Regions from separate parts of the Mus musculus genome. Here regions 1, 2, 4 and 5 are each linked to region 3. The links are chromatin loops, found by intact Hi-C in ENCODE. Cell type or tissue: heart. All regions are shown on one strand.

Region 1 (5,000 bases), 110 kb before region 3:
ACACTCACAGATACACACGCATACACATAAATAAAAATAAAATAAATCTTAAAAAAATGTGGAAATGAAACAAAGCCACCAGAGCTTTCAGCTAGGATTGCTGGGCAAGTGGAAAGACCTGCATTAGGTCTTCTTAACATAGTGGTATCAGGACCTATATTAGGTCTTGAGAAAGAAATGACTTCAAGTTTGTTTTGTTATGCTGAGTCTGGGGTGGTGACTTAGAAACACCCAGTTTCCCCTGGGTTAAGATGGCTTTGAGACAATGGCTCACAAAGCCTGAATGCTAAGCCAGCCTGATTTTCTGAGTTCTAGCTCAAAAGGTGAAACATTTTCTTTCTGCCTTTTTAGCCCTTCTTTAGATACTGGCCCAAATCCTAAGCATGCATACCCTGAGGTATAAGCCTGGGACTTCCTCACTTCCCCTTCTGCCCTATGCAACTGCTTGCCCACCTTCATTGCCAGTCTGCTGGCTCTCTTGGACCCTTAACTGATGGGCATGGGTCTTGTCTCTTTCTTCTTCATATTCACTTTCCTCCTTTTAGCAGCTTGCCTGCACTGTTCTTAGTCTTCTCTCAAATATGTGTAAATGACCCTCACATTTCAGGACAAAAAGAGGCATTGTCTTTGTAGGTCTGAAGTTTGAGGACATAGCAGGGCTGCAACTCCACTTGTGAGTCATACACACACACACACACACACACACACACATATACACAAATACACTCATACAGACATGCATATATATACACACATACACACATACATATATACAGACATACATACAATTACATGATATAGACATAGTAACTTGATAATGCGAACATTACATACATAAATGAAAGACAAAGATATTTTGGAATCACTCAGGCAGAAAGAATAGCTACATGGAAAAGAGCCACGGGGCTCTTCAAAAAGTAAAGATCAGATCAGAGGATCCGAGGAAACAGGAACATGTCTGGCCCAACGAGTGAGGTTTCCAGAGTGTGTGGGCCTGAAGGTGCCATAAACAGCTGGGCGCCATCCCTCTTGCTTTTTAGTCTTTATAAAAATCCAGTTCCCAGGGGTTGCTGTAAGTTCTGCTTACTTTCTGTGTTAGCACATTCCAGGTGTGGCACCAAAGCTCCTCAGACTGAGTAATTTAGTACTTGCAGGAGTCTATGCCCATAGTTTGGGAAGCTGGGAGTCTAAGGTCAGTGTGCCAGCAGAACTGATATCTGATCCGGTCCCATTCTTTGCATGTGGGGCAGCGACTGGGTAAGACATGTGAAGGAAGCCCTTTGGGACTTCATTCACAAGGCACTAAACCTCATCCGGTAAGATGGACTTTTTTTTTTTTAAGATCTATCTATCTATCTATCTATCTATCTATCTATCTATCTATCTATCTATCTATTGTACACTGTTGCTGTCTTCAGACACACCAGAAGAGGGCATCAAATCTCATTACAGATGGTTGTGAGCCACCTGTGGTTGCTGGGAATTGAACTCAGGACCTCTGGAAGAATAGTCAGTGCTCTTAACTGCTGAGCCATCTATCCAGCCCCAAGATGGACTTCTTATGATTTAGTTCCTTTCTAAAGGCCCTTTTGACATTATCATACTGTGGATTAAATTTCGACACAGTTCAAAACCTCATCTGAAGTGTCTGGGACCAAAAACGTTTGTTTCTCCGCCTCCCTTCCTTTTCTTACATCCCTTCTCCTCCCCCTTTCTCCTCCCCTCTTCTCCCTTTGTGTCCTTCTCCGCCTCTGCCTTCCCCTCTTCTCTTTCTTTAGATTTTGAGATATTTGCTTACAAGCTGTCGATCTCTGCACACCTCCCACACCCAGGATAAGACCAAGAATACGTGGTTTTGAGATGAAATTTCAAGCTTCAGAGCATTTTTAGTTTTATATTTTTAGATTGGGGATGCTAAACCTGCATGAATGGGGGCCTTACAGATATTCAGGCCACCGCATTACCTGTTCTGGAAAATAGTTGCATCACATTGCCTGTGTTCAGTGCTCACCGATGCCAAATTTCGGTAAAGGTCCTGGTGTTTATTTAGTGCAACCTCCCACACTGTTGGAAAGTGTCCCAGTGAGCTTTTTTCTCGCTGTGATAAAACATTAGCCAAAAGCAACTCGAGGAGAAAGGTTAATTTTAGTTAACAGGTTAGTCCATCAGGCAGGAACCTCAAAGCAGCAGCGGAAGCAGGGGACGGCTGACCCCTGAAGAAGGCTGCTGGCAGGAACCCTGGGAATTGCTCTCCATGGCTTTCTCAGCTTGCTTTCTTCCACAGTCGAAGACAGCCTGTTCTGGTGTGGCACTGCCCAAAGGGGTGGGGGGCTTCTCACTTAGATCATTAAGGTGGAGGAGGAAGAGGAGGAGGAAGAGGAAGGAGGAGGAGGAAGAGGGAGGGGGAGGGGGAGGAGGTGGCCACGGCGGCTGCAGTGGTGGCGGCGCCGGCGGCACATTCCTTTAATTCTAGCACTCAAGAGGCAGAGGCAGGCAGATATCTGTGAGTTCGAAGCCAGCGAGTCTAGGACAGCAAGGGCTACACAGAGAAATCCTGGCTCAACTCCCCCCAGGCCCCCCAAAAGAAGCCCTAAGACATGCCTGCAGGCTAACCTGATATAAGCATTTTCTCAGTTGAGGTTCCTGCTTCACAGCTGATTCGCTTGGATCAAGCGAATGAAACTAAATGGCACAGAGAGCGAGCTGAGGCTTGCAGGCAGAGTGTCTCTTGGTAAATAATAGGCAACAAACAGTGAGCTACACCAACCTAACTGAACAGCAATGGTGAAGGAAAATGGCATGTGAATGCATTATGTTCTGCGTTTAGAAGTTTTGCGTTCCCCGTTAGTTCTAACTACCGCCCTTATTGGTACCATTAGTCCCTAACTTGACCAGTAGGGGGAGCCCGCTGGGGATAGGCCTGAATGAAGCTTATAGAGAGGACGGCGGGCAACATGGCAGACACCCACCCGCTCTTAGTATGCCTGGGCGATACGTGCCAGGAATAGGAATAAGAATCGGTCTAGCTCTGCTGTGTCTGTTTAGCTGCATTCCATTGTTGTTCAGACAAGGTCTCATGCACCCCAAGCTGGCCTCAGATTTGCTGTGCAGCTGAGGATTTACCATGAATTTCTGATCTTGTCTTCATCTCCTCAGTGCTAGGATTGCTGGTGTGCACCACACCATACCTGGTGCTGGGGATGGACCCGGGGAATCCGTGTGTGGTAGGCACTCAATCTACTAACCGAACAACATTTCCTGTCCGGTTTTTACTACTTTATGGCTTAAGGTAGTCTGTTACGTAGCCCAGGCTAGCGTAGAATTTCTGCTCCTCCTGCCTCTACCTCCTGAGTGCAGGAATTTCAGGGAATAAAAGGATCATCCATCTACACTCTCGCTGTATTTACTTTCAGCTATTAAAGCGGGAATTATAAAAAATAAGGTGTACAGTCTGCTGCAGAGGTCAAGAAAGTTAGTTTAATTTTGTTCACAGTTCTTAGGCAGGTAGGTGCTCAGCGACAATCGCCATCGCTATTCTATATCCAGGAGGAGATGCTGTGCCTTGAAAAGGTCCACTGAGGCTGCCTTCCCAATCAGGACACAAACGTGCAATCAGTCAAAGAGCCCGCACACACATGGCTCCTCCCCCATCCTCTTGTTTGCTGGACACACACTTAACCGCCACTGAGAACACAAGGTTCGCACTGAGAGCCCCCATGCACCTGCCGGCTTTGTGGTCAGTGCGCTCACAGGAAGCGCTTTCTTCCCACGGACCGGAGGACCACCGAAGCACTTGATTCCTGATTTGCTTCAGGAAGACACCAGGTAAGGAGGCTGTTGCTTCCAGGCTGCCTCTGAGGAAGAGAACCGAGATAAAGACGACTTCACATCTGTCTGCATGAAGGGTGAGAGGGTGACTGTTCCCATTTTTAGGCTCTCAGGAATGCCCTAAAGTTCAGTGCAATGACTCAGCAAGCACGGGGCAGGGCTTCAAATTTAACGTCCGGTGTCTGACTTTTCTATTCTCTAAACAGATGCAGAAGTCCTCACAAAGGAAAGGGAACAAGAAATAAAACATTTCCTAAAAAAAATACTTACCCCAAACTTCCATTTTTGTCTTGAACCACAGTTTTAAACAAGAGGAACATATTGCGGGCAGATATATTGGCAGGACTAAATTCTAAGAGAAATCATTGCTAACCACACAATAAGTACTTCCCGGGTTCAAGCACAGCGCCCTCTAATGGGAGCACTTTTGCTTGAGAGCATGCTCATTGGAAGAGCACCCTCACTAGGGAGCACCTTTCTGGGGCTGGTTCCAGATACTAACAATACAACCCTAGACAACTAAAATACTTACTGCGTAGACTAAGTATTTCCCATGGAGTTCTCACACACACACACACACACACACACACACACACACACACACACACACACAGAGAGAGAGAGAGAGAGAGAGAGAGAGAGAGCGAGCATGTCAGACAGTAAAATGGTACCTGAAAACATTCTAAGGAATGGACACATCTGCATAGAGGCTGAAACCAAGTGGAGGTCAGAGGTGTGATAAAGGCCTGACGGTGACGGTTTTCTGGTTGGGAGACTGACTGTGGGAGGCTCAGTGCTGGCTAGCTCTTTGTATTTGCATGTGCACTTATGCATTACACACACACACACACACACACACACACACACACACACGAAAGAAGGGGGAAAGAGAAGGAGGAGGGGGAGGGAGGGAAACACACAGAGAGAGCTACCTGCTGATGCCTTAATGTGTCTCAGATATGTTAGATAAACCTTTCTCCAGAACAGGAATTCACTAGGGCTACAAGCCAGACAAGGACCAGCAATAGCTCATTAAACTAACTCATGTTCAACCATTGGTCACTGGAGGTGGCTCGCCCACACTCCATCCTTCCACAGGGAAATGGGCAGAACTCACATCTTTTGTTTTTGTTCATGGCTCTGCCCCCCCAGAAGTGGTACTGGGGTACTCT
Region 2 (5,000 bases), 330 kb before region 3:
TTATGTGTATGGGATGTTTTGTCTGCATATACGTATATGTACCACTTGGATGCCTGGTGCTCAGGGAAGCCAGAAAAGACCACTGGACGTCCTGAGACTGGAGTTATGGGACGATTGTGAGCCACCATATGGGTGCTGGGAATGGAACCCAGGTCTTCTGGAAGAGTAACCTGTGCTCTTAACAGCTAAGTTATCTCTCCAGCCTCTGCGTGCATATATTTTTGCTGAGCCATATAAATTGGACTGCCTTTTATATTCTGCCTTGTCTTTTCTTCTTGATGTCAGAATTGATATATATTGGTATGAACCTACTCACTTGATCAAAATAGTGTGGGAGAAAGGACACTCCCTGTCACTTTATTTACTTATTGTCTCCTTCAAAAGCCAGTTTTAGAAAAAAAAAATACAACAGAAAATTCACATAATAACCACACCATTTTCTCCAAGAAAATTTGGAAGACTGTCACTTTAGGCATTAATTCACATAACTGTACATGTATTTGTAAAGCATATTCATTTTTTTTTAGGGTGCTGGGAGTTAAACTCAGCTGTACGTTAGGCAAGTATTCTACCAATGTTATACTCCCAGCATGAGAATAACAATTTAAAAGAATACAATTACCATATGCCACATTTTGGATTAACATCTTTAGTTATATTGTCTATTTAATACCCATGACAACCTTTTTACATATGTACAATTATGCTGATTTTATGAAGACATCAAGATATCACCACCCCTCCACCACAGAGATCTGAGATAGTCCTAGCAGACTTCAAAGTTCCTACCTTGGTCGCTGCAGAAACTTTATCTTGTGTTCTACATCTCTAGCCCATTTCCTTCCAGTTCTGCTGGCCTCCTTTCTCTGATAGAAGTGAGACAAACTCTTTGCTACCTTAGAATCATGCACTTGCTGTTTAATCTCTTCAGAAGGCTCTCCACGTGGTGGCATAATGGGGCCCCTTCTGCTCTCAGACATGTTCAAAATTTATTCTCCTCCTTATCCCACAATATCCTTTTATTTCAATTGTAGCATTTACTACATTAAGGTATTTTTATGATTTATTATCATTTATGCATCTGTGCATGTGGACCTCATGCCAACTTTGAGTGGGTCCCATGAATCCAATTCAGGTCACCTGGCTTCCATGACAAGCGCGCCTTTGCCCACTGAACCATCTCTCTGGCCCCTATTCAAATCATTTCTAATTTCCTTATTACATGTTAGAATATTTTCTAATATTCTGATTACAAGCAGGTCAGTGCTTTATTGGGTAACTGAAAATTTCCTACTTATGCTCATGCAATTGATATCAAAAGGCTGCATCTTTGGGCTGGAAAGTGGTTTACTGGTTATGTGAGCTTCCGGCTCTTCCTAAAGATCTCTGTGTGTTTGTGGAGTGCATTCATTCAGTTTTAGGGTGCTGGGGGTTAATAAACTCAGGGCTTCTGTGTGCTAGGCAAATACTCTACCAAAGGTACACTCCCAGCCTGTCAATAATAATTTAAAAGAACACAGTCACTGAGCCTAGAGAGATAGCTCAAAGGGTATTCGTACTTGTTGCTCTTGGAGAGGATCTGGGTTCGGTTCCCAGTATCCACATAGAGGCTCACAACCGTCTATAATTCCAGTTTCAGGGGAATCATGTGGTTTTTTCTGACCTCCTCCAGCACCAGGCACACACGTGCTGCACACACATACATGCAGGCAAGATATTTATATGCATAAAATAAATAAGATTTTTTTTTTTAAATCATAGCTGCTTGTAACTCCAGAGCCAAGAAATCCGATGCCCTCTACTGGCTTCTGTGAGCACTTGCCCTCCTAAGGTATACACTAAGGCACACACATAAACACATAAATAAAAATAAATAATTTGGGAAAGAAAAAGGCTGAATTTGAAAATGTGACTCAGTTGGGAAAGCTCTTGCTTAGCATGCCGGAGACTCTGAATTCGATTTCCACACAGCACATACTGAATGTTCGAGTTTGCCTGTAATTCCACTAGGAAGCCGGTGGTGGGGGGGGGGAGGACCAGAGTTCAAGCCCAGCGCTGCAGAATGAGTGCTAAGGCAGTGTGGATTACAAGACACTGTCTCAAAAAAAAAAAAATCTTGTCATTTCCTCTTGCTTTTCAGTTTATTACAGATCCTTTGGCGTTCTAAGAAAGCAGTGACTTAATATTGAGCCAGCCAGTAGCTAAGTCAGGCATTGCTCACTCTGGCCTGCAGGGGACAGTGTGACCGGAGACGATCTTCTGCGCTTTCGAGGCTTTCTGCCGCTCTAGGTGACTGACTTCGGCGCCCGGAGCCAGAGGCGGGCCAGCCGGAAGGGGCGGAGCCAGTCACGGTCCCGCCCCAGGCCGCCTCTGCGCCCTCGCCCCGCCCCCTCCCCCGCCCGGGCTGCCATGGCCCTTCCCGGCATCCCCTATGAGCGACGGCTTCTCATCATGGCGGACCCTAGAGATAAGGCGCTTCAGGACTATCGCAAGAAGCTGCTAGAGCACAAGGAGATTGACGGCCGTCTTAAGGAGCGTGAGTGAGCCTTGACACACTCTCTAGTGCCTGGACCGGCTTCGGTCTCTGATAGAGCGGAGGCTTCGGCTGAGCCCGAAAACAGCGCCTGGCTTGGGAAGGCCCGAGTCCAGGGACGAGGCGCTTTGTCATCCCGCCCCGCGCTGGGGTGCAGCACCGCCTCGGCCGTGGGTATGGCCCCAGTCCCAGTCCGGTGGCATAGAGAACAGCCACAGTTCTGAGGTGGAAGAGGGGAAGATTAGAGGAGTGAGGTACAAGTGGGCTGGGGACATATTCCGGGTGCAGGAAGGCAGGCTTGGAGTCTCGGGACCCGGGGATGGGAGGACGCTTGAGTCAAAGAAGCTCCAGCCGGACGCGGGACTCACGGAGGCGGCTTGTACTTGGGGTAGAAGGGGGCTCAGTGGTTGTAATAGCCTTTCTCGTCTTCCCTCAGGCGTCATACTGAGTACCAAGTTTTCTGTATACCCTGAACATTCACGTTTTGAAAACCCTGCGTGATTTAATTAAATGAGAGAATACCGCAGCCTAGGATTCGGTGAAGAATTGCGTTGGTTGACTTAATTTAGTATGGACAACCAGAGTAAGCCAGGTGATCTTAGTGTAGCTATGGGAGGCTTGATTCACCTTATCGTTTAGTTTTGTAGCAAATCTGAAGGTGGCAGGATGTCACTATCGGTTAAAAATGTAACTTAAAAATATTTCCTACCAAGAAAATAGATATGATACTTTCTCTGTTACATTTCATTTTAAAACATGCCACCTATCCACTACAAACTGGAAAAAAAAATCTTATTTTGTGGTTTGAAACAGTAGGTTTGAAACCTAAGGTAAAAGAGACCTAAGTAAAAAATTTTATGCAGTTGTTTAATTTAAAATGTCAAAATTTTATTATTTCAGTAAGGGAACAATTAAAAGAACTTACCAAGCAGTATGAAAAGTCTGAAAATGATTTGAAGGCACTACAAAGTGTTGGACAGGTAGGTGATAAAGTTTGAAAGTATGTTGCCATTTCTAAGCTATTGGCAAAAGGTAATGCCCCTTTTTTCTTTTCCAGATTGTAGGTGAAGTGCTAAAACAGTTAACAGAAGAAAAATGTAAGTGGATTAACTTACTAATTATTAAAAAATAAAAAGCCCCAGTTCTTTGCCAGCTTTTGAAATGCCCATTTTATTTTGATTTTTGAGGCCAGGTACTTCTATGTAGCTCTGGATGCAGCTTCCTATGTAGACTAGACTGGCCTTGAACTCACAAGCCTTTTGCTTTCCAGTGCTGGAATTTTAGGCATGTGTGACATTATGGAAGGCTGTTTTAATTCATTCATATATATACATATACACATACATATATACATATATATGTGTGTGTGTGTGTGTGTGTATATACATACATACACACACACACTCTAAAGATGTATTGTTCTTTGTAAGTACACTTAGCTGTCTTCAGACAGCGAACAGAGGAACAGAGAAGGGAGTCAGATCTCATTACAGATGGTTGTGAGCCACCATGTGGGTTCTGGGATTTGAACTCAAGACCTTCAGGAAGAGCAGTCAGTGCTCTTAACCGCTGAGCCATCTCTCCAGCCCTTCTAATTCTTAATTCATCTATTTATGTATGTGTGTCTGTCTCTATGTCTGTGTCCCCTGCACTCATGTGTATATGTGTATGCATGTGTGTGTGCATGCATCAAAGGACTACTGTGGGAGTTGCTTTTCTGCTTCTGCCATGTAAGATGGGACCCAGAGATTGGCCTGAGTAAGATCAATGAGCTTGGGAGTAAGTGCCTTTATTTAATAACCCATCAGGATAGCCATGAAGTGCCTAGTATTCTAATGACAACAATACAAGGAGTTGGTCTTTGTTTACATAAGCTAAATTTTGTATTTACTGTTCTTAGTGGTCAGACATAAAACTACACTCACCATAGATGTAGATGTATTTGTTTTCTAACTTTGTTTTTCAATTTGTTCTAGTCATCGTTAAAGCAACAAATGGACCAAGATACGTTGTAGGTTGTCGTCGTCAGGTAATGTTTTCTGATGGGGCATTGTGCCCATAACTCCCAAGAGTGCTTTGTTCAGACACAGCAAATGACTAGCAAAGCCTGGAATTTCTTAGTCCCTAGTGTTTCATATCTGTACTTAGAAATCAAATCATTTTAAAACTAGAAAGAAAATGGTTTAGTATGATGTCTTTCTTGAAGAGCATATCAATTACCCATGTTTTACATTTAAACATTCAAAAATGTTGCTTACAGACTCAGCGGTAGTTAACTTTTTAGTCATTTGGACCAGAATGGGCAAATTGAAATACCTCTGCATTTCATTTTGCAGACTTTACAGTGTAAGTGAGTAGTTTAGAATGAGACAGTAGCATTTGCAATTTATAAACCATTCTATTCTTTAGGAAGTGTCTTAAGCATTTGCTGAAGCACTTTTTCTGGGAGTATTTGTCATATTGAGTT
Region 3 (5,000 bases):
CTGTGGGTTGTGACCCATTTGGGGATCAAAGAACCCTTTCACAGCAGTTGCCTGAGACCAACAGAAATGTCAGATATTTACATTACAATTCACAATCTAGCAAATATTACAGTTATGAGGTAGCAGTGACAACAATTTTATGACTGGGGGGGGTCACCACAAATGAAGAACTCTATTAATGGGGTACAGCATTAGGAAGGTTGAGAGCCACTAGATTATAAGGTGCCCTTGAATACCCACAGGACTATATATTGTGAAGAGCTGGTCAGAAAAACTAAAATGAAAACAAAATGGTTGTTATGTGCGAATTAACAACAAGTAATTCATTAGCTATATCTAGCCTCCTAACATTTGCTTTCGGAAAGAACACTGGCGAGGCCCACGTGACCTTCAGGTTTATGTTGTCGCCATCACTGACTTATAACGTATGATGTTCTATTTTCTCATCTCCAACCCAACAGTGCACAGGCACCAATCACACCTGATACAGACTCTCTGGCTGGCTGCGACTCAAAGGATAAAGTCCAAACTCAGCGCTGCACATCCCCTCTGGGCAGTGCTCCTGACAGACTGCCACTTGCCAATCCTCATACAGCCACACTGCTGGGGTGGTCAGATCCAAACCCACATTGGATGCCTGAGCCTCAGAGGTGCAGCCTTCATTCCTTCAACTGCTCTGCAGTTTCACGCCTCTGTATCCTTGGATATGCTGGCCCCAACTGAGAGGAACCCCTTTCTCTAATCCCCGTGCTTCCTCTGACTCCTGCAGACTCAGTCTTACATCCACGGTGGCCTGTGCGTCCCTTTGGATGGGTGAAATACATACGGCACTGTGTTCCCTCACTACTGCTTACTGCATCACTTTCTAGCTGCGTGACCTTGGTCAAGTTCATTAATAACACTGAGGCTACATCCTTGTAGGATGAAAGTCAACATCAATTTGCTCCACAGTGAAAATTACTTTGTGAGCAGAGTAAGGTGTTAAACTTGTCAGTCTAGTGCAAGCACTCTAAGGCTAAGCTAAGGGAGAGACAGCTTTACTCTCCAGCCCCCCTTTCCAGGATGCTCTATGCTCTCACTCCCCTGCTCCCTTTGATATTTATTGTTTTTACTTTATGTGCACTGGTGTTTGGCCTGCATGTATGTCCGTGTGAGGGTGTCAGATCATGGTGTTACAGACAGATGTGAGCTGCCATGGGGAGTATGGGGGCTGGGATTTGAACCAGGGTCTTCTGGAAGAGCCCTCGGTGTTCTTACCTGCTGACCCATCTCTCCAGCCCCTCTGACCTTGCTTTCTGGGTCCACTAAGTTCTGTGTTTTTATCTGCAGGAAAGACCCATGGTGATGTGTGGATCATTTAAAAAGAAATGGGATGGGAAGCCTCTGAAAGACATGGGTTTCCAAACAATGTGCACAGAGGTACTGTGCTAGCACATACAACTACTAAGTCCGTCCTCAGTGAGTTTATAATCAAGAGGTGACCTAACAGAGTCCATATGAGTCTCATCTTTAAAAAACTAACAACCTTTATTGCCTTTATTGTCCTGAAGAGTAGCAAGAAATTTCCTGCTATGCTACCTATACCTGACTTGGAATGTGCTGAATCTGCCATCATAGTTACTTGCACCTAATGCATGCATGCTTTAGCATTATCAGAATCACTGATGCAATTCGGTACCAAGTCATCGAATACCTGCTTTATGAGTACAAAGATAAAGGTGGTGGACTCTGACCAGAAGCTACTAAATAAACCGAAAGGAAGCTAAGCCATCAATACACATAATTAATATAGATCAGAATAAATAATATAAGATGTATAGAGGGCCAAAAGATCAGGAAAAGACATTTGAGTAAGGGCACTGAAGCCCATAAAGTTAATACTGTATGGTACAAATTATTGATGGCCAATAACTTGTTACTACTACATATCATATATATTAATAACTGCTGCATGCCACGTCAGATTATGGATTACCCTTCCTCATTCTGATTTTAAACCTACCCGTGTTGCCTAAAGCATCGTTCAGACCTTTATGACAGTCCCATTTAACAGATGTGAAAACCGAGGTCGTGCAATTTTTCTAGGTTAAGAAGCAAAAGTAAAAATATGTAAAAAGGACCCAAGAGATATGAAAACATTCTATACAGAGGGTACGGACCCACTTCGCACTGCCACTTCCTGCAGTTCTTTCCTCTTGTGCCCAACACATCCACTGTGAATAACACATTGTAACTCTCCTTTCCCGTCAGGGCTTTTCTCTTCTCAGGTTTTAAGCTGAACTGTTGATTCTCATAAAAACACTCAAGCATTTCCACTCACTCCAGGACATGTTATTTAAATCACAGGAGCTTCAGGAGACACGAGACCGAATCAGATATCCAGGTGGACAAAGCCCCTGGTACGGTCAAGAAACTAAAGCTACTGGCTTGGGGATCCGTTCCTGGATACCCTCCAGGGGATGGCAGCAGCACTCTACTCACCCAGGAGGCACAATCCCCGGCGGAATCCTCCCCTCCTGACCCCGCTAGCAGCTTGGGCGCTGCCATCTGCTCTTTTACCCTTCACCTGCCGAGGCACCCCGCGCAACCTGCATCCTAACCCGAGGCAGGCATCGCGGGGGCAACCGAACCCCCAAACGCCGTCCAGCGCGCGCCGAGCCTGGCCCGCCCCTGGCCAGCCACTTACGGTTCCAGTACACCGGGTAGCACTCTCCTTGAGTGACATCCACCTCGTAGAGGCCGCCGCGCACGCACACCGGCTCGATGGTCACCAGCTCCTCCATCTCCGGCTCAGGCCCCGCCGCGCGCGGGCAGAAGCCGCAGGCGCTGTCCTCCTCGTCTTCCTCCCCGAAGCTGGAGCTTGGGCCACACACCCGGTCTCCATCGCGGCCCGCCGCCCGGGCCTGGGCGCCCGTGGTCTGCAGCAGGGTCCGGAAGGCGAGCTCGATGCGCAGAGAGTCGTAGCCGATGAAGGGCTTCCAGGTCTTCTTGTCTTCCTTGTAGAACCAGCGCACCTCCTCGGGGCCCAGCTCCGTCACCACCTCGTAGCGGTGCCGGGCGGCTGCGCCGCCGGGCCGGGCGCGCTTCCTGTCCCCGGGGCCCCCTCCCGCCGCCCCGCCGCCCCCCGAGTTCTGGGCGACGAGCGGCGGCGGAGGCGAAGAAGAGCTGCCGCCGCCCGCGCTCTCGCCCTCGCTGTAGTAGCGCAACGACGAGCCGGACTCGGCCGAGCTGAAGTCGTAGGTCTCGTCGCTGAGGCACGGGTCCAGAGCCAGGTGGCTCAGGTCGTCGGCGCCCGGTGCCAGGTGCAGCGGCTCGGCGCGCAGCAGCGACAGCGGCACGCTGTCGCCCGGCTGGTGCTCGAAGCAGCAGCCGCCGCCGCCGAACACGCCCGCCGCGTCCGAGCCCAGCTCCCAGGCACCGCCGCCGCGGCCGTTACGCTCGGGGCTCCGTGGGGCGCCGCGGCCCGGGTAGTTCATGCCGCCGGCGCTTCCGCCACACGCGCATCCGACGCCGCCGCCCTCTCGGCCCGGACTTTATAATCTTTCAAATCCCGAGCAGGGCAGCAGCTGCGGCCGAGGCGACTCCGCCTCCCCGCCGGCCCCCGGCCGCCGCAGCGCCGTTCCGGGGCCCGCCCCATTGTTACGCAGCCCTGCGTGGGCGGGGCCACAGGGGCCCCGCCCCCAGCCGCGCGCGCCTCCCCGGAAGGCCCGAGGACTCTGCTGGAGCTCCCGTTTGGCGCTAGGCTGTACGTAGTCTTCCGCGCCTGGAAGCGGGGGTCAGACGGGGTCGCGGCGGTCTCGGCATCCGTGGAGCCCCTGCCTCACGACTTTCGACGCAGTGGCTCCGCCCCCTCGCTTCCACGCCCCTGGATGCCAGCCGCAGTGAGGCTCTCGCCCACTCATCTTTACACTTTCGGGTCATGAGCCCCGTGGGTGATTCAGCTGTATGCCCAGAGGGGCCCTGGAAGTTGCTAGCTCACGTTCCTGGCTTTAGGCCTGCTTTCAGCATCCGAAAGACCTGCTCGGTCACCTGGTTTGGCCCTTTCCCAACCTTCAGCCCATTCATACAGAAGGCACCCCACCTCTACGCCTGCTGCTCACCTGGGCACGACCACTCCCACTTACAAAACTGGCGTCCTAGAGTCACTGTGCCAGTTCTTTAGATTGCTTGCCCTCTTGTCCTTATGCTTCCTGTTCTTTCTGTAGTGCAGTAAGGCCTTGGATGGAAACCAAGTCCCTATGTCTTAGTCTTTTCCCACAGTCTGTGCGCATTCGATGTACCTTGGTTATAACTAACTGGTCTTGCCAGCCTTGTGTGGTAGATTATTAGACTGAAAGAGGAAAAAAAAAAAAACAAAAACCTAGGTTCTAAACTCAGCTTTGCCACCTCCAGGCAAGTCACTTAATCTCCTTTATCTATTTGTCTTATTCCTTGCTATAAGTAGGAGATCGTTGCACCGGACGGTCTCTAGTAATTCTATGGCTTTTAAGCCTTCCCAAGTTTGGTTTGGTTTTTGTTTTTAGTATAACTCTGATTCTGTAACTCACTTCCTGGTTTCAGGGAGACACGGAGGCTCTGTTATGTTAGACTTCCAAGACAGAGTAAAGAGAAGACAGAGACCAGAGTCTGACCTCAACAGATGGACAGTTTATTTCAAACAAAGAAGGAAAGACACTCTCCGGAGGGAAATGGGTGTCTTAGAAGGGAGTAAACTAGCTGGGGCCCTTTATAGAGGCAAGTGGGTGGCTTGGAAATGAAATTCTTGCAGCCATAGAGCTATGTGTCGGTCTATGATGTACCTTTCCTGGAATTATCTGTTTTATTAAAAGGCAGTTCATTTTGGGGAACAGGCTGCCCCAGCAGAGATTATTTGGACTGTGGCTGACTGATGAGTTTGGTCAAGGTCAGCTGTAACTTCATAGAAATCCTGTTTTATAGCTGAGGCACTCTGTCACCTCAGACCATTCTCTTAAATTGAAAAAAAAATTCATTTTATAAAC
Region 4 (5,000 bases), 440 kb before region 3:
TTAAAGCAGAAATATACCTCTTATTTTGTATCTCTCAGTCTCTGATGAGAATAGCACCACTTGTTCCAACACACAAGCAGAATCTCACACAAACTCTTCCATTCTGGACAATCACCACATTGTTACTGCTCCGCGCTCCCCCCACCCCTCCCCTGCCCACCCCTGCGCCCAAGAGAGCTTTCTAAATTGCAAGTTTCGAAGAATCACCTTCCCCTTGGAGAAGGCCTCAACGTTCATCTGTTCCCAGGACCACCATCCTTCAGGACCTCTTCCCAAGAGAAGAAAGGGTTGATTACTTACAGTTTCCGCTCGCGCTTTGCTTCATTCGCTTTCCTCGCCCCGTGTTTCCTCCAGCTCAGAAAAAGAAAAGGGGGGGAAATGAAATCAAAACCAGCGTCGTTTGGTGCCCCCAGAAACAGGTGAACTGAATCAGCAAGCAACCTGGCTGGAGGGACGTTTGCCGAGTGCTGATGTGCATGCAATCCTGCAGGCAAAGTCTTGAGGCCCGCGCTGCTACCCACCTGCCTGAGATTCTCGTGCAGAGATGAAAGGTCTCTGAGGACAGCACGTCCCGCCATCAGAGTAGAGATGGTGACAGAAGGCGGGGCAGGGGCTGGTCCCTACGGCGGCTCCCAAAGCAACTACGCCTACCTGAGAAGCTCACCGCCCACGGCCGGCACTGCCTCCGCAAAATCAGTCTCTTGGGCGAAAAAACAACCCCCGAGGCTCCGCCTGCTCCTCGTGCTCCTTACGTAAGAGATCCTCCAACCAATGGACGGTCAGGGGGCGGAGCGAGAACAGCCCCAGGTGACAGAATCTGGAGTCCTCCCGCCGGCGCGAGGAAGTCTTGCAGTTGCTGGGCCAATCAGCAGCGTGGGTGGGAAGAGGGGCGGGGGTAAAAGAGGAGAAAGCAGAAGGCCAATCAGATCAAAGGCTTCTGGAGTGACAGGCTCTGAGGCCTGTGGTATTCCGAGTGAGGCGCCCGGAGGGCGCGCCCGCCCGGGCCAATCGCCGGCAGCTCACAGTGCGGAGCGAGCGCCTCAAAAGCTCGGGTTTCTCAGCTGATTGTCTCCAGCCGAGAGTTGTTTGCTGCTGCTGCGGAGCCGAGCCGCGGCCCGAGGAACCGAGCCCCCCGGGGGGAAGGGGAGGCGGGCCCGAGGGCAGCCGCGGCCATCGCGCGGGGCTGCGACTCCTGTCACGGCGCTGCCCGGGGCCGCAGGCTGGGGCGGGCGGGAGGTCCGGGGGGCGCTCGGGCCGCTTCCTTCCCGCGCTCCCTCCCCGCTGCTCGCGTCCCCTCATGAGGGTATCAGTGTCCGGGCCGGCGGCCGCCGCGGTCCCCACGGCCGGCCGCGAACCCTCGACGTCCGGCGGGGGCGCCGTCGCGGCCTCGGGCGCCGCGGTTCCCGGTTCGGTGCAGCTGGCGCTGAGCGTGCTGCACGCGCTGCTCTACGCCGCGCTCTTCGCCTTTGCCTACCTGCAGCTGTGGCGGCTGCTCCTGTACCGCGAGCGGCGGCTCAGTTACCAGAGCCTCTGCCTCTTCCTGTGTCTCGCGTGGGCAGCGCTCAGGACCACGCTCTTCTCGGCCGCCTTCTCCCTCAGCGGCTCTCTGCCCCTGCTGCGGCCACCCTCTCGCCTGCACTTCTTCCCGCACTGGCTGCTCTACTGCTTCCCCTCCTGCCTACAGTTCTCCACGCTCTGTCTCCTCAACCTCTACCTGGCAGAGGTAAGGCGGGAGGACCGGCGAGCGGGGGAGCGGGGCCGCCGGGATCCACTCCTGCCGAGACGGAAGGGGTCGGGGCTGGGGGAGGTGGCCGGAGGGCAGTCTGGGGACACTGAGACACTCCTGTCTTTCCCTCTCCCTCAACTTAAGCCGCTGATGGACTCGGTGCCTGAGGGGGTTGGAGAAGTGTGAGAGAGAGAGTATGCGTGCCCCGACAACTTAAGGCAGTGGGACACCCTTTGTTCAATGTCCCAGACCTCCACGTAAGGCGTTGGTGGCGACCACAGAGAAGCATCGTAAGAAGTAGCAGCTCCGGTAGCTCTGTCGAGGCTGGACCGGGTTGAGGGAGGTTGGATGCTGAAGTAGAGGCAGCTCTGCTGAAGCTGGACCGCTGCCAGCCATTACGTCACCAGGCAGAGCTGTTCCTCCGCTATTGTTGCTGCGTTTCTTTTATTAGAAGCTTATATCCCCCCCCCCCCCCGCATCTCCTTAACTGTGGCTCGATACACCTTGCACAAATTCTGATCGATCGCTTCCCCGACGGGGTGAACGATCAATAACCAATGCTGCGGGACAGTCGAAGGACCTCCATAAAGCCCTTAGTGTTTGTCCCAGTTGCTGCTTGCTTTGGCGATTTAGGCGGTCTCTTACAGCACAGCCCTTTGGGGGAGAGCTAATTAGGAGAGAAGATACAAGCTTAACCTGTGCCTGTTGCAGAAACAAACCACGGAACTATGTTTTTTGGTGTTTTTGATTTTGTTTTTCCAACAACTTGCTTAATAGCTGGAGTCTAATCACACCCCCTTTCTCTTTTACGGGGAATTGCTGGTTGGATTGCATTGTTCTGCAGCACATTTGACCCATTTCAGACAGGTTGGGGGTATAAGGTTGTCAATCATGTCTATCTGGTATTTATGCCTTATTATTTTCAGGTTCCACCCCCCCCCCCCCAGTCTTCTTTTCCCTCAAAATACGAGCTTAGGAGAGGAGAAAAAAAGGTGACATCATACACTTAATACTGACTAATATAGAACGGTATTGGTCTATGCAGCTAATCCTCTCAAAGGCTTTTGGAGGTGATGAGAATTAACACAGTTCCAAGGAAAAGTAACCCAAAAAAGGCACTTTTGAATCAGATTGTGTTTATATTTCCTACATAAACCAACTCTTTTTTTCCCCTTAATAAACAGGAAAATAGAAAGCGTTTTTAAAATCACAATTGTAATTTCAGCTATATACAATTGTTATATATACAAGCTATATCCAATAAAAAACAATTATTGAGTAACAAAACCAAACTTTATTTTTATTCTCTAGCAACATAATACCATAAAAAACCTCATAATACCACAAAAATAATGCCACACTCTTAAGCAAAAGTGAAAAGCATATGCAATTGTAAATCAAATAAACATGCTACAATGGTATCATATTTGGGGATCATCCAGTTGCTTAAGGTTTTATAACACATATTTATAGGTAAACTGATACTGAGTTCTTCTTGACACTTCTGATAGTACATTAGTAATTTCTCATTATTGAAGACTTACTTTAGCCTCAGATACAGTTAATCTACCTGAAAATGATTAAAAGTCAATTTGCTAGGAGCATCAGATACCACGGGTGTTGTCACCCCCCCCATATGTCTTAAAAAATTATATATGCAATTCATTGGACCTTGCTAACATCACCCTTTCACTTGAGATGTAACACATAACCAGAAAGTGTACACAATCTTAAACATGCAGCTAGGGAAGTGTTATGTATGTATACATCCAAGTTACCAACAGCCTGAGTAAGATCTTGGATGCCTTAAGGGTTCCCTTGTATCTTCTACCAGACAGCACCTCTCACTCAAAGGGAAAGAAAGTGGCCAAACATAATAGGAAAAATATCAACTATATTTAAGCACAAAATTCTAAAAAGTATTTCTAGAACAAAAAAAATAAAGATTATCTACATAGTTTTCACATGTTATCACTGGTATTCCAAGTAAGAAAACATTAAAGTCTGAAAGTCTTATTAAATGAATCACTTGTTTGTGTGATACACTTTTTTGGAAAAAGCTCTTACCCTAGAAAATATAAATTTCAAAATACTGTACTGAAGCTCTTTTGTTTGATTGGTTGTTTCTTAGTATCTTCTGGAAAGGGCTTATGGGTTGCTTGCCTTTTATAATAACACTAAAAAGTTTAGGACATAATACTTGAATAAATATTGTCCTTTTTTGAAATCCTGCTTTATAATAGACATTTGAATCAGAATTTATTTCCCAGTTCATAGATATCTATACTTAAGAGAGTATTTGAAGTCAAGTGTGGTATGTACCTATAATCTCAGCACTTGGGAGGGAGAGGCTGGAAGAATGCCATGATTTTGAGGGCATCCTAAACTACATAGTTCTAAGACAATATGGCCTATATAACAACTGAACTTAAAAGGTGAGTATGTGAGCACATATTTGTAATCCTTATACCTAGATGACAGAAGCAGAAGGATCTACAAGTTACACGTTGTAGTACTTTGCCAAAAAAAAAAAAAGGTAAGAAAAGTGTGGATTTGTTTTTCTTGTATTTTTTGAGGCAGACTGTCTATGTACTTCAGGCTGGCCTTGAACTCTCCATCCTCCTGCTTCAGCCTTCCAAATGCAAGGAAATATAGATGTATACCACCATGCCCAGCTCTGGATGACAGTTTTTAATTAACAATTCCAAGTAACTGGAAGTATATTTTCTATTGATCATTCTGAATTCGTAAAGTTTTTCTCTTCGAGGAGTTGTTTCTTTATTTCAGTTTTTTGTTTTGTTTTCAGATGGACATGCTAGTGAGCTCAGACTGGCCTGGAATGTGCTGTGTAGCCCAAGATGTTATCAAACTTAAAACTCACATGCCTCAGCATCCCAAGTGATGGAATTGTGGGCACTGCTGCCATAGCCAGCTTTTGGATTCTTCATACTATAGCAAAGTTGTAGAGAGAGTTTGTTGACCAAAACAAAACTATTATTTTTGTCCCAAAGTATTGTCTTTACTGTCTCATATTAAATACCAATTCCATTTTACTTTTAATTTAAACATTTGTTGTGTCCATGTCTAATGAATTTAAAACATTCAAACTTTTCATTATAAAGAACCATGGATCAGGCCAGAAGATATCAGTTAAGAGCACTTGCTGCTCTCACAGAAGACTGTCCAGTGCCCAACAGCTGCCGGTGGTAGCTTACAACTGTAACTGTAGGTGCCAGCATACCTGCATTCACATGCACATACCCCCTCACAGATA
Region 5 (5,000 bases), 340 kb before region 3:
CCTTTTCTAGAACCAGATCATAGTGTCTCTGTTACAGGTGTTTTTGCTGGTGTTCTTTTCACACTGTTCCAGATTAAAAGCAAGTTTCCATTCAATTCACTTTGCAATGCCGAGCTTGGCCTTGGAAGTACACAGGTGCATCGGCTCCATAAAACTGACAATGTCGTCAGTTTTCTTGGCTTCGTTGTCTCGTTTAGCTTGGGGTAGTGCATTTTTATTTTGATGAAGGGTCTCACTGTGTATTCCTGACTGGTCTGGAACTTACACTGTGGACCACGCTGGCCTCGAACAGGCAGAAATCAATTCACCTCTGCCTCCCTAGACCTGAGATTAAACACCTGTTGCCACCACAACCAGTCTTCCAGTCTTATTTTTAGTTCACTAATAATTGTGTGTAAGATATGTTTTCAATCCATATGTACATTGTAGGAAGACTCAATCACACTAATATATCCATCACCTCACCAGCTTGACTTTTTCTTACAAGAATGTTTAAAAAAATAAGTCTATTAGTATCTTCAGTCTATTAGTAGCTTCCAAGTACACGGTATATAAACCACAGCCTCCATGCAATACCATGGGTCAACGAAACTTACTTTTCCAGTCTAACTGTACCTTTGTGCCCTTGGACCAACTTTCCTCTCTCCAACCTTCTCTGGTTACCACTTTTCTACAGATTCTATGAGACTGGCTTTTTAAATTTCACACAAATGAGATCACACAGCACTTCTCTCTCTGCTCTTGGCTTCATTCCACTTAGCATGGTGTTCTGCAGTTACAGCTGTGTTCCAGGTCACCGCATGCCCTTCTTTATAAGTCTACACAGTACTCTGTGTCAGGGTACACACACTCAGGGTGTGCTTCCTTATTTGTTCATCCACTGATGGATGCTTAGTGTGCTCCTCGTGCTGAGCCACACCGAGACCTCCTCAGACCCCTTGGAATATAAAAAAGATGAGTGGCTAGGCTTGGTGGCTCATAGTGTAGTTAGTCCCAGCACACGTTTAGGGACAGCCTGGTCTACATATAGAGTTCAGGACTATATAACAAGTTCCTATCTTGAAAAAAAAAAAACGACAACAAACCCACTAGGCAAACAACACTACCTGGCTAATAAAGCTGGGCATAGTGGTATAGTGTAACTCCAACAGAGGCAGGCAGATCTCTGTGTTTTCCAGGACAGCCTGGGTCTATGTGCAGTGAGTTCCAGGACAGCCAGAGCTACCCAGTAAGAACCAGCTAGAAAAACAAACAAACAAAGACTAAGACAGGGGGATCATCATGAGTTTGAATCCAGTTGGGGCTACATAGCAAGACCTTGTCTTAATAAGAATTTAGAAAAAAATTATGGACATCATATTTGGGAAATAGCAGAGATTCCACAAGAAACTAAATATAGAGTTACCAGCCTGGTCATTTCCATAAATATCATTGTGTGAACATCTGAGCTAGTTGAAATGTGTATACTGTATGGATACTTGCCCTCTCCACAGTCAATATTTGTATGACATCTGTGGTAACATTTTCTTCCTTGTATTTCTACCACTGCATTGCAAACTTTTAAAACCGCTTAAACATGGCCTCCATCCTGAACATACCTTAGACTCCCAGGTTTTTGTTTGGGAATGAATAGCTTTTCTTATGACTAAGCACTCTTATCATCACAACTGAGAGACAAAGCAAAGGAAGAGAAATACTGAGTGAGTAAAGTAGAAGCTTTCTGAAGCAAGCTTGGTGCAGCTTAAGATGCTACACTGATGCAAGAGCCTGTAACCTGAGTGAACTGGTAAGTGCCAGCTTTCCCTAGAGTTCCCAAAAGACCTTTCGTTCAGTCTTCTGAGTGAGATTTCTTCTTCAATATGCCTTCCTAGGACATATTTCATGTCATTCAGTAACAATTTCAAGAGTCCCAGGGGATACGAAGTTCAGTCCTTGATTCTGAAAGCCCAGCCTCCTGTTACAGCTTTGTTCAGCAACATTAAATTGTTGGGAGATGAACTAGATCACAAGTTTGTTATTCTAATACTAGAACAACATCATGACAGACTTGATGCACACAGAATTTCTTGACAGAATGCTGACTGCTATGTAAATAGCAGCTATTATTATTAATTTTTTTAATGAGCAAAGCAGGAAGGGCCTTGCACCAGTTTCTCAAAAGGGGACGTGAAGGCGTCTACAGGAAACTTGGCACCTAAACAATTTCCAGCATTAAACAGACAAGAAAGAAAGAATTTAAAGGAAAAGATGTAGTCACGGAAGAATGACTAAGCAAAACTTTAAAGGCTTGGTGCCACATGATTAGACCCCGTTATCTAATCTTTACTGAGTACAAATGTCACATTGTCAGACCTTCCTTGACATATGATCAGAACTATCTGAGGTGGGAAGGAAGACACAGCCACTTAAGCTGTCTTTATGTACAGTTCCTGTGTAAGCAAGCTACGTATTATTGTCCCTGACTTCACTTCTTCATTTCCCATTCCTGCCTCAACCCACAGTCTATCTGGTTTCCAGGTTACCAGCCCTCCTACGCCTCTTTAAATGGTGTATCATACTAAATTCAGTGACCATTTTCCAGGAGGTACACGCTACACTGGAAAAGGCGGAGTCCTCTCTCTCTAAAATCAGTGTGAGGTGTAGAAGACATGTCAGGGTCTCTTTATGACCTCCTCCCGTTTCGTCTGTCTTAGCATGTAGCCCAGGCTGGACTCTAAGTCACTGGCTTCCTGATCCAGTCTTCCAAGTGCCAGGATTGCAGGCATAGGCGGACACACCCACTCTCCCTATTCCTTCCTGATACTAATTAACTATATCCTTCATGATCTTTCCCACAGGCCACTTTGGAGACATGACTACTCCTTGGGATTCCATCCATCTTTAGTATCTCCTGGAGAACATTGCTTAGTCTCATAATGTTAAATGCCTTCTCTACACTGGAGACTCCCAAGTGTGTATTTCTAGCTCAGTCTCTCCCTAGAGTTTCACAGTTTAACTACTTGTTGGGCACATACACCTGCTTTTCTGAGAGATAACTGGTCACACTCTCCATGGCCAGGCATCTGGAAAGCAGAAAGATACATCGGACTTCCTTCTGGTTTTCTTTCAGATCCCACAACCTTTTGATGCACCGTGCCCTGACAGACTTCATGGAGAGAACTGAGCCATGGCTTTTATTCTTTCTCAGCTAATTTACTTCCTCATTCCCCTACCTAATCAACTGGCTTATAAGTTTATATCCCTCAGAAACCAACCAATAAACAAACATCCTCCACCCAAGGCCAGTTTCTGAAATATGTAAATCTTATCACATTTAAGTTTTCCAATGCTCCCAGCTGTTTGAAAGGTTAAGCTCAAGACTCTCAACATGACATTCAAGGACCCTTATGATGATCTGACCCTGTGCACTTCATTTTCAACACTTCTGTCTTCAACATGATGGATTGCTAACAGTTCCCCCCGGGATGGCATGTTTTTCAGGTTCCACATCTCTGCTCACATGAAATGAGTTTGAAAACATGACATTTTTCCTCCTTGTCCTGTTCTTCTGCAATTATACACACTATAGGGAACAATACCTGTTCATGTGTATGTATGTTCTCTGTATTCATCACATGGTAGAGACCTTGACGAGTGTGTTGCAGAAGATGAGTCCTGGGCAAGTTGATGAGTGTACAAGTAAATTAACCAATTAACAGATCTAAAAGGATAATGACAGCTTAGGGTAGCACAGGACAATGTGTTGTTTAAAAAAACAAATTAAAGAAAATGCTGTCAAGCTTACAGGACAAGCAGCCAACTGTAGTTCATTAGAGGGAAGTAGTAATTGTGGGTGAGGGTGAAAAACACTAAACTTAGAAAAATTTACAAGAGGTACAGATGTAGGAAAGTGATGGAAAACCTAGGCCTCCAACTATAGGTTGATTCAGTAGGTGGAATGATCCAAGTTCACTCAGAGAACACTTCAGAGCCAGGGTTGTACAGTCAAGAGTGGTAACACAAACTCCGAGACTGCTGACTCTGCACGATTCAGGAAACACTGGCAAGTTCTGAACCAGGCACAAAATGGATTTTGTGGAGACACTATTAAATCTCTCCCCAGAGCACTTGCACTGTTTGGCTTGAGTGACACACACTCACTTCCCACTCACACCATCCCACCCGACCAGTCCATCCTCCTGTTCTGGAGCCTGCTTGGTCTGTAGACTGAGAGGCTGCCTCGAAGCGAAACAAACAGAAAAAACTAAGTGTCTAACAGAAAGAAAAGTCTTCAAGCTTGGGAGCCCGAGCAATGGCTTAGCAGCTGAGCATGCACACCACTCTTACAGAGGATCCACATTTGGTTCTGAGCACCCACATTTGTTGGCTTACAATTGCCTGTAACTTCCAACTCCAAATACCTTCAAATATGATTAACAGAATATAATCTGATCACAACACTACAGCTTTAAAAATTGCAATACTGCTCAGTTGTTTTAAAATTCAAGACTCTCAACATGACATTCAAGTCCCCCAAGATCCAGCCCCGCCAACTCCAGCTTCATTTCTAGCAAATTTCTAACAATTATCCCATTTTAATAGATGGAAGAAGGGGCCTGGATTGATGGCTTAGTTGTTAAGCATACTGGCCGCTCTTCAGAGGTTCTCAGTTCAGTTCTCAGCAACCACATAGTGGCTCATAACCATCTCTAATAGAATCCGATGCCCTCTTCTAGCATAAAGGTATACATGCAGATAGAGTACTCATATACATTAAATAAATAAACCCTTTTGAAAAAGCAGAGGGAGGCTTCACACATTAAAAAATCTTTTAAGAAGTGATATAAAAAGACAAAGAAAGAGAGAGAGTGGGGGTGGAGAGTGTGTATGTGAATGAAATGGGAGGGCAAGCAACCTGGCTCAGTGGGTAGAGGCTCCACCCACAAAACTTAATTCTCTGAGTTGAATGCCCACAAGGTAAACCAACTGGAGCACCACACACGTACGCAGACTCCCCACAC

What was found. Peaks named below come from ENCODE experiments on the same cell type or tissue, not always from the same donor. Only the 100,000 strongest peaks of a DNase experiment are listed, where the experiment ranks them.
Region 1: a loop joins it to region 3, with 2.1 times the contacts of the local background. A loop is called at or near these places in 2 of 42 quality-filtered maps.
Region 2: it touches region 3 in a loop (4-fold over the local background); 2 of 42 quality-filtered maps call a loop at or near these places.
Region 4: it touches region 3 in a loop (2.4-fold over the local background); 2 of 42 quality-filtered maps call a loop at or near these places.
Region 5: a loop joins it to region 3, with 2.8 times the contacts of the local background. A loop is called at or near these places in 2 of 42 quality-filtered maps.

What each region holds. Positions count from the first base shown.
Region 1 is chr14:45,548,394-45,553,393 of GRCm38, forward strand. The region is part of intron 3 of 4930527F14Rik (RIKEN cDNA 4930527F14 gene); the gene reads left to right. It overlaps LOC115488341 (a long non-coding RNA gene), which reads right to left. Exons shown (of 3, transcript XR_003951188.1): 2 at 3,751-3,854. Among named protein-coding and RNA genes, the nearest start is that of 4930527F14Rik, 7.2 kb to the left of the region's middle. In heart, a CTCF peak has its summit at 2,898 (motif pointing right); a DNase peak (open chromatin) is centred at 2,128; H3K4me3 peaks cover 649 bases; H3K27ac peaks cover 547 bases.
Region 2 is chr14:45,327,397-45,332,396 of GRCm38, forward strand. It overlaps Psmc6 (proteasome (prosome, macropain) 26S subunit, ATPase, 6), which reads left to right and starts at 2,428. Exons shown (of 14, transcript NM_025959.3): 1 at 2,428-2,536; 2 at 3,434-3,513; 3 at 3,591-3,630; 4 at 4,510-4,562. The coding sequence starts at 2,452. In heart, a CTCF peak has its summit at 2,216 (motif pointing right); a DNase peak (open chromatin) is centred at 2,335; H3K4me3 peaks cover 1,874 bases; H3K27ac peaks cover 1,417 bases.
Region 3 is chr14:45,654,536-45,659,535 of GRCm38, forward strand. Ddhd1 (DDHD domain containing 1) reads right to left here and starts at 3,608. Exons shown (of 14, transcript NM_001042719.2): 1 at 2,687-3,608. The coding sequence starts at 3,476. Mir5131 (microRNA 5131) reads right to left here and starts at 3,518; the gene lies at 3,426-3,518. In heart, a CTCF peak has its summit at 2,476 (motif pointing right); DNase peaks (open chromatin) are centred at 2,776 and 3,676; H3K4me3 peaks cover 3,679 bases; H3K27ac peaks cover 3,364 bases.
Region 4 is chr14:45,218,696-45,223,695 of GRCm38, forward strand. Txndc16 (thioredoxin domain containing 16) reads right to left here and starts at 730. Exons shown (of 21, transcript NM_001310534.1): 1 at 522-730; 2 at 301-354. It overlaps Gpr137c (G protein-coupled receptor 137C), which reads left to right and starts at 1,022. Exons shown (of 7, transcript NM_027518.2): 1 at 1,022-1,723. The coding sequence starts at 1,298. In heart, a CTCF peak has its summit at 2,506; DNase peaks (open chromatin) are centred at 856 and 2,056; H3K4me3 peaks cover 2,761 bases; H3K27ac peaks cover 2,400 bases.
Region 5 is chr14:45,319,500-45,324,499 of GRCm38, forward strand. No RefSeq gene overlaps it. Among named protein-coding and RNA genes, the nearest start is that of Ero1a, 3.4 kb to the left of the region's middle. In heart, no CTCF peak of the experiment used is centred here; no DNase peak of the experiment used is centred here; H3K27ac peaks cover 1,239 bases.